Regions from separate parts of the Homo sapiens genome. Here region 2 is linked to region 1. Evidence: read pairs that join two places in POLR2A ChIA-PET (ENCODE). Cell type or tissue: MCF 10A. All regions are shown on one strand. Links, peaks and the distances in the headings refer to the core of each region. The heading gives the core; the rest is flanking DNA.

What was found. ChIA-PET counts read pairs that join two places held together with the same protein. Peaks named below come from ENCODE experiments on the same cell type or tissue, not always from the same donor. Only the 100,000 strongest peaks of a DNase experiment are listed, where the experiment ranks them.
Region 2: POLR2A ChIA-PET joins it to region 1 with 6 read pairs; 2 of 35 experiments call an interaction of 5 or more read pairs at or near these places.

What each region holds. Positions count from the first base shown.
Region 1 is chr3:139,432,867-139,437,262 of GRCh38, reverse strand. All of the region lies in intron 3 of COPB2-DT (COPB2 divergent transcript), which reads right to left. Among named protein-coding and RNA genes, the nearest start is that of RBP2, 41 kb to the left of the region's middle. In MCF 10A, for the core only: no CTCF peak of the experiment used is centred there; a DNase peak (open chromatin) is centred at 2,332.
Region 2 is chr3:139,599,480-139,603,875 of GRCh38, reverse strand. The region is part of intron 4 of NMNAT3 (nicotinamide nucleotide adenylyltransferase 3); the gene reads left to right. Among named protein-coding and RNA genes, the nearest start is that of RBP1, 62 kb to the right of the region's middle. In MCF 10A, for the core only: no CTCF peak of the experiment used is centred there; DNase peaks (open chromatin) are centred at 2,105 and 2,465.

The DNA of each region.
Region 1 (4,396 bases), core at 204-4,203:
GTGGACTGAGGGAGGGAAATGTCTTTGAAATCTTTTATGCTAATAATTGATCATGGATATCCCATCTCATATCTCAGTGGTGGACTTCACAGTTAAAGGGTTCAAAGTCACATAGCTAGTCAGGGGCATAGCTTAAACCCAGATCTCTGGATTCCAAAGCCTGGGCACCTTTTATTTCATGCTGCTGCTTTTCTCACATTTTAGACATACACTGTAGTAGAGATATTAATTTAACATTCACTACCTAATGGTAGGCACAGTGGTCATGGTGATGGATTCCCCAACATCTAGTCCTCCCTCTAGTATTAATTTGCTAGGGTTGTCATAACAAAGTACCACAAAGTGGGTGGCTTAAACAATAGAACTGTATGGTCTCACAGTTCTAGAAGATAGAAGTCCAAGATCAAGTTGTTGGCAGGATTGGTTCCTTCTAAGCGCTGTGAGGGAAAACCTGTTCCATGCTGCTTTCCAGGATTTGTCATTCCTTGGCTTCTGCTGTATCACCCCAAACTCTGCCTTCATATTCCCTGTTCTCCCTGAATGAGTCTCTGAATTTGCCCTCTGTATAATGACACCAGTCACAGTAGATTAGGGGTCCACGCTACCTCATTATGACCTCATCTTAACTAATAACAACTGCAATGAGTCTATTTCTGACGAAGCTCACATTCTGAGGTACTGGGGGTTAGGAATTGAAATATGAATTTTGTGGAGGAAAACAATTCAACCCATAGCAGCCACAAGAGATTGACATAAACCAATTATGTTCTTCTCTTCTTGCTAGTCACTGGTTTAGAAGTGGGCATGTAATTTAGGAATAACCAATGAGACTTGAGTGGAAGTCTTCCAGAATCTCATAGGAAAGCCTTCCTGGGTCCTAAAGAGTTACACAAATAGGCTTCTTTCTCAAAACACTGTCAAGTCTGGGTGTGACATCTAGAACTGCTACAGCCATAAGGTCCCCATCCTCAGGATAAACCAATACGGAGATGCACATAGAACAGAGAGAATCACAGAGCAGCCAAGTCCCCCGATAATGTTTTCCAGATGCCCCCACCTGTGGAATTCTTATCATGTTAACTAATATGTTTCCCTATTTCTTAAGCCAATTTGAGTCAGAATCTTCTGTTATCTGTGACCAAAAGCATTCTAAGTGATATCAACTAAAAAGACACTACTAAGTAGGTAAAGTATAAATACTGTTCAAAATTCATTCAGCCCTTCAGCTTTAAAATGATACAAACCATAATGATTGGCATTATTTCAAATTTAGTACATGAAGTGAGACTGATTAACATATCATGTGATACCATTTTAAATTTTCTTAGCTCGAATTTGCAACAACAGAAAAAGCACAGTTTGTTTTCTAACTCGAGTGTGCATCAGCCTTACCTAGGAGGCTTATTGAAACAGATTGCTGAGCCTCACCTACAGAGTTTCTGATTTAGGAGATCCAAGGTGAAGCCTGAGAATTTCCATTTCTAACCAGTTTCCAGATACTGCTGGTCAGCATACTACACTTTGAGAACTTCTGCGATACTAAAATAAACCTTTGTATTGCCAAAACAGCCTGGGATATGTGATCCTTGTCTGCGTGCAGGGTCTTAAAAACAACTGTAAAATTGATCATCATTACGGAGTATATACCACATACAGACCACTGCACTGAATGTTTTGCATTCCTTTAGTGACTTGTCACACTGACTCCTTGAGGTGGGTTTACCAATCTCCTATAGATGGGGAAACCGAGGCACAAGAGCTAAGTTACTCATCTAAGGGAAAGAACCATGATCCAGTCCCAGGCCTGTGTGACTACATGGTCTTTTACAAAATATTTGCCCATCAGAGACAAAATACTGGTCTAGCTAGAACTCAGGTTGATGCAGCAGGACAACTGGGAAATTACTGTGTACTGCAGCTTGAAGAAAAAGGGCATCTCTGGCTGAAATCAATCACCCTCAGCCTGGGAGGTGAGTGGCTCTTCGCTGGCTCTTTCCCCTGGGGCAGCTCAGCCTTCTGCTGGAAGAATCTGCCTTGGAGGAGAAAGCCATAGGGCTGACAGCGGTGCTCTGCCATTTCCTCCCCCACGCAGTGGGTGCTGCTGGCCTGTGGAGACCTGTGCTGCCAGCCACGCCCCATGCCTCCTGATTGTGCTTTGCCTCTCGCTGCCATACAAGTCAGGGCTGGCACCTCATTTTCCGCTGCAGAGACAAGGCATTGCCTCCTGGAGGCCAGAGGGAGGACAGGAGGAAATCCAGGGAAGCAGACCCTTTCAGTGTCTGGTGAGTCCCAGGATCTGAACCACTCCCTGAATGGGCAGTTTATTCTCATGTGAAATGTCTTAATCATCACAAGGAATACAGACAAGGAAGGCAAGCATGCTGGATTCCTCACTCAGCAAAACAACCCCAATTGTGCAACTCCTCCAAGAAGGCAGCTGAGGAGTTACTTCCTGTTGTTGTTGTTTTCATTGCTCTGGCATTTAAGCCTGACAGAAATCATAAGACATTATTCCTTGAAGAAGCTGGGATATAGCAACAGGTCACTATTCGTTGGAAGCTATTGATAAACCTGATGTGCCAAGGGAGAGCAGAGATTGGCACCTCTGGCTAAAAACATTTGGGGACTGGACCCTGAGAAATGATTTTCCTTCAAGAAAGGACAGTGCCCCCACCCACCTGACAAAACTTTGCTGGGTAGAGGGTTGTGCAGGGAGGTAGGGGGAACAGGAACCACCTTGACTTCATCATCTTTCTCCTCCCAATACACTCTTCCCTAAGGCCCTCTTTCCACTGAGGAATGGACCACAGACTCAGGCCCAAGGTCTTAGAGGATCTTACTCCTCCCACAAATTTCCATATGCAACTGCTTGTTAAACTCTGCTGATTTGTCATTTCTGGGTGGGAGTCCTTGAATGAATGAGCTGAAATTGGTACCCATAGCAATTATCTGACCCAAGCTCTTCACTTTAAAGAAGACTCCCAGGAAAGGAAGTTAACTTGCCCAAGATCACATGAAATGGTTACGGCTAAGCTATGCCAAAGAAAGACCCCACTGAGGGCTGGTGCTGGGAAGAAGCTGGCTAGGGGACACATCTGACCCAGCTTAGGTTTGTGCCTACATTTCCTAAAGAAGTGAGGCAGAGGGGAGGAGCGACACACATGTCAATGAGGGTTAAGGGGAAGAAACCAACTGGGAAGGAAATTAATCTTCATAGAGTTCTACTTCAGTTCTGGGAGCTGAGGTACTACAAGCTCAGCTTACCTCTCACTCTCCTTAGGACCAGATTTTTAACCCTATTTTACTAATGAGAAAATTGAAGCCCATAGAGGTTAAGTAATTTGCCCAATACTACATAGTTTATACCCAACAGAGCCAGAATGAAAAGCCAGGTCTCTGTACAATTCTCTTAGGTTCACACCTCCTTCTCTAATCAACTCCCAACCCCACACCCCATAAGGTCAAGCCAGGATAACCAAACCAACCTCCTACCAGGTACCCCACCTTGGAAATCTCTGCAAGTCAGGCCACCTCTACATCACCACTAGATTGTTTTTCTCAGAACCCCCTTATTTAAAATAGTCAGAATGTTGTATAGGTAGAAGTAGGTAATATGTAGACTTTTGTGTCTGCCTTCTTTCACTTACTATAATGTTTTTGATAGTCCTCCATGATTTTGTTCACTCCTTTTTTTTTTTTAACTGAGTAGCATTGCATTGTATAGACACAGTATAGTTTGTTTATCCATTCACCAGCTGATGGGCATTTGGGTTGCCTCAAAGTTTTTGGTTATTATGAATAAAGCTATAAACATTCCCATCCAAGTCTCTGTGGACATATATTTTCACTTCTCTTGAGTAAATACTTAGAAGTGGAATTGCTAAAAATTACATTAAGTATATGCTTAACTTTATAAGAAACTGCCAAACTGTTTACCAAAGTGGCCTTACTATTTTGCATTCCTGCCAACAGTGTATGAAAGTTCCAGCTGCTCCATATCTTTGTCAACACTTGGTCTTGTCTTTTAAATTTTAGTCATCTAATGAATATGTGGTGATGTTTCATTGTGGATTTTTTGTTGTTATTGTTTTTTTGTTGTTTTATTTAGTTTTTTTTTTTTGAGATGGAGTCTCTCTCTGTCTCCCAGGCTGGAGTGCAGTGGCGTGATCTCAGCTCACTGCAACCTCCACCTCCCAGGTTGAAGTAATTCTCCTGCCTCAGCCTCCCAAGTAGCTGGGACTACAGGTGTGTGCCAGCACACCTGGCTAATTTTTGTGTTTTTAGTACAGACAGAGTTTCACCATGTTTGCCAGGCTGTTCTCAAATTCCTGACCTCAGGTGATCTGCCCACCTTGGCCTCCTAAAGTGCTGGGATTACAGGCGTGAGCCACTGCAC
Region 2 (4,396 bases), core at 70-4,069, 170 kb before region 1:
CATCTGGATGTGGAAAGGACAGTGGCGACAGTGGGTGCAGTGGTGGTGGCTGCTTTAACAGCAGTAGTGGTGATGTTTGCACTAGTGGCAGTGGTGGTAGTACAGATCATGGCAGTAATGATGGCAGCAGCATTGGTTAGTTGGAGTGTGGTGGTAATGCTGTTAGTGATTATTGGCATAGCAATGAGGCATATTAGTGGCAGCGGTGGTAATATGGTGTTGGTCATAGTGACCGTGATGGCAGTTGTCTCGCTGGGCACGGTAGGATGGTAGTGGTGCTATTAATGTGATAGTGGTAGTGGGAATCATCGTGTTGGTCGATGCTGATCATGATTTGATGATGGTGGCACTGTTGGTGATGGTGAAGGAGATTGTGATTTCCGTAATTTAGGTCAGTGTTTTAACCTGAATTTCAGAAGCAGGAAGTTGATATTGGAGAAAATGCCCCCAAATATCTCATATACACCCCAAATTGTAAAATATTTTCCTAAGTCTGGGTAACATGGGCAAAGCATCCAAATGAAAGTAACCAATTCCCGTGATATAATTTGCTGATAGAGCTGACTGAGTATTTCACAAAGTGTGGTCCTGTGAACACTCATCCAGCAGAGGGATCCATAAAAACTAAACAAGCATGGGAAGCCCAGGGACTTCTGTCCCCTTCTTGGAGAATTACTGTGCACATTAAGGGCTCTCAAAGGATCCGCAATCTGCAGTAAAAGTCTGTTTCACTTTGTTTGCCCTCGTGTTTCCCAAACATATTTGATCACTTAACCCTTTTTCTTTGGGGAAGGTAGGTGCCTATCAATCATTAGGTAGAACAGTTAGAGAAACAATATAAACAACACTTGAAATAAAAAGAAAAATAAAACTTGAAAAAAGTTTCCCCACAGGGACTAATTTTCAGGTGCTTAGTGAGAATGGGCAACTTTAGGTTATTTTAAATGTCTTGTATTGCAAAGTGGAAAAGATCATCTTAAATTTACATGATCAGAATTGTGTACAAGGAATCCATTAGACATGTAAATTAAGAGTATTATTAGAAACAAACCTCAAAAATGAAATTGCATTAACTACATCAAACATTTACAATCTAAGAAACCCATATCCTTTTATTCTATACTTATAAAATTAGTAATTTGATCATTATAGAAAAGTAGCCCTTGTTTACGTTGGAGCCCAGTGCTAAGTTAATAAAATAACCTTGGATGACTGAAAGGAAGTGGTCTCTCTATAGCCAATGCCAATCTGTGGTTCTCCACTAGCACATAAGAATTGCCTGGGATGCTTGTGAATAATTAAAGTGCCTAAACCTCACTGCCAGTAAGCAGATTTGGTTACAATCTGGAATTTGCATTTTTGTCAATGACATCAATGCAGACTTCACTTTGAAAAATACCAGAAGGAACTGACATTAATATATTGTCTTCTATCCTGTTCATTCTACCCAATGTCAATTTTAGGAAAAAATCTTGTTTCAAGTTTCCTGTTCCTGTAGCAGTTTCAGGAGCAGCCCAGGCAAGGGAGGTTGACTGGTGGGCCAAGCAGGTCTCTTCCCTAATACAATGCTGTTAACCTCAAGGGCAGAGTCCACAGCTCCATCAGATGTGCTTAAAGAATTAAGAAAATGGCTTCCTGATTTCTACAGTGATTCCTTCCCATTTAGTGAGTAATCATTAGTCTTAACATGAATAATGCAAAAAAGGCAGCTAAGCAGTTTAAATTTTATCCATAAAATTAAGCCCTGTGTTTCACCACAGCATTTAACTCCATGACCTATTTTATTGAATCCCCCGCATATCTTGGACAGCTTCCTTGAGTGTAAATTACCATGAAGGTAAATTGAAAATGTATCAAGAAATGGGCAAGGATGTTAATGCAGAATCAAGGCATCATCGAGCTTCAGTTGTTATGAAGATTTTTTAAAGTATCTTTCCAATACAGTTAAAGTGAAAAGAATTGATTTGATTAACAAGGCTTTACCTTTCTTAGGTTACCATCTGCCTTCAACATTGTAGGTGATTCAGTTTCAATGTCCCATCCTCCAGAAAACGTGTTCCAACCTGTTCAGAGCTTCTTTCGGGCTCCTGACACTTCCCTCATGTGTTTCTGCCCAGCAGTGACTACCCATCTGGAGACTGTCCAACTCCCTTGGGACTTTATCCCCCACCCCCAACCCCATCCTGTGAGAGCAGGGCTCCCATCATATTTATTTCTGAATCCACATTGCTGGTACACTCTCTGGCTTGAAGTGTGTGCTAAACTGTCTGCTAAAGAATCAGTGTGTTCCCCTCTTGACTTAAAAGCAGGAAAGGAAATGTTATTTGTAGTGAAAACAAGGAGGCAGGTAGGGGAAAATTCAGATTCTACTGATATTTCTAGTGTGCTTTCCAACCGTGTATCTGCCCCTGAACTATCCCTATATTAGTCATTTGAGTCTTACGCCATGCCTCCGAAGTGTGTGGTATTATTTATTCTTATTGCACAAGTGAAGGGAATAGGGTATAGAGAGGTTAAGTAATTTGCCCCAGGTCACACAGCTCATAAGTAGCAGAGGCTCACACTTAGGTCTGTCTCTGCATGCTGGACCTCAAATTCCTGTTACTGCAAAGCCTGGCTTGAAAGGACAGTTGAAGTAACAGATTGCCCAGGCTCAGTTATTTGTTAATAGAGGACAGAGCTGCTTTGCCTAGATTCCACACATGGAGGATGTCCAGTGCAGTGTTGAGCAGCTTGCCTTCAGCAGGAGCAGACTTTATGCCCAGCCAGAACTGCCTGATTACAACCTGTCCTCACTGCCTGCTCCCTGGCTGCCTTTCTTCCTATGTGAGGTTCCTGCCAGGTCTGAGGATCCCAAAGAGAAGGTAATGAGTTTTTGAGGGGCCATGAGACCCTAGCATTTGGGAGTTCTGGTGAGTGCTTTTTAAAACCCACCTACTGCGAAAAGATTCTGGTCAGTGGGCAGAGAGACACAGCTGGGTGTTAAATGATGGGAGACAGAGGCTTGCAAAAAAGGAGATTCTAATGCTCCAAAAGCAGGCAGGACCCCAACGGAGCACCCCTTCCTCTGGAAGCTATGTAAGGGCTCAGACACACAGAAGGTGCTGCCAGCCAACCAGTGCCACATGTCTGAGACTCAGAGAGATGATTGCAGAGAAAGGAACAGGAAAAAGAAGAAACAAAAACATCCTTTCTGCCAGGTGTGGTGGCAGGCATCAATTTCAAAGGCCTCTTTGTGACTGGATTGAAAAAGCCAGGAGCAGGGAGAAGAATAGATCCAGGTGGCAGGCCTATAATCCCAGCACTTTGGGAAGCCAAGGTGGGTGGATCACCTGAGGTCAGGAGTTCGAGACCAGCCTGACCAACATGGTGAAATGCTGTCTCTCCTGAGAAATACAAAAAAAATAGCCAGCGTGGTGGTGGGTGCCTGTAATCCCAGCTACTCGGAAGGCTGAGGCAGGAGAATCCCTTGAACCCAGGAGGCAGAGGTTGCAGTGAGCCAAGATTGCGCCATTGCACTCTAGCCAGTGCTACAAGAGCAAAACTCCGTCTCAAAAAAAAAAAAAAAATCCTTTCTATCCAGGACCAAAGGGAAGTTTAAACCCTATGAAATATTGCTGCTTTGTTGTTTACTTTGCCAAATTCTTAAGAAGTTGCACACAAAGAAAGCAGGACATTTGGAAATAAAGAAAGAGAAACCTCATACTGACAAGCTCAGGCACTGAAAGATTCTGAAGACCAAAGTGGGCTTTATAGTGTGCAGGAAGAGTTTGCTGATTGAAAGGAAGACTCTTCACACACAAAGAAGTAAGAGAAATTGAAGCCAGACAGAAGAGCACATATTCCAAGGGCACTGAGGAGAGAGGGCAGATGATCACACTTCCAGTAATGGCCACCGTGGTCCCAGCTGGCCGACTGTGCTGCCAGAGGGCTAGGCTCCATTTTGGAGTAATGGGAAGACCTGGATCTATTCTTCTCCCTGCTCTTGGCTTCCTCAATCCAGTCACACAGAGGCCTTTGAAATTGATGGGCACTTCTGGCCAGCAGGACACAGGGCGGAGCAGTAAATAGGTGTTCTCAAATTCATTTGGATCACACAGTTGAAGAGCTCTCTGGAGAAACAAAAAAAGATGCAAAACATTAAATAAGCTTGAAGACTGATAAGGAAAATAAAGACAATGGTGCTAAAATGGCCTCAAAGTCTCAGTAGCCACAGCCAGATCATATTTTCCAAGCTTCACTTAGAGGCGAGGTTTAATCACAACAGTCTGTTTGTAAAGGCATGCATAACCATTTAGTTGAGATTCTGGTCTTTTTTATGTTTTTTCTTAACATGCTACATTACCCCAAGCTTCTTTGTTACTTGATTCTTAACACCACTTGTGACAGTTGCTCC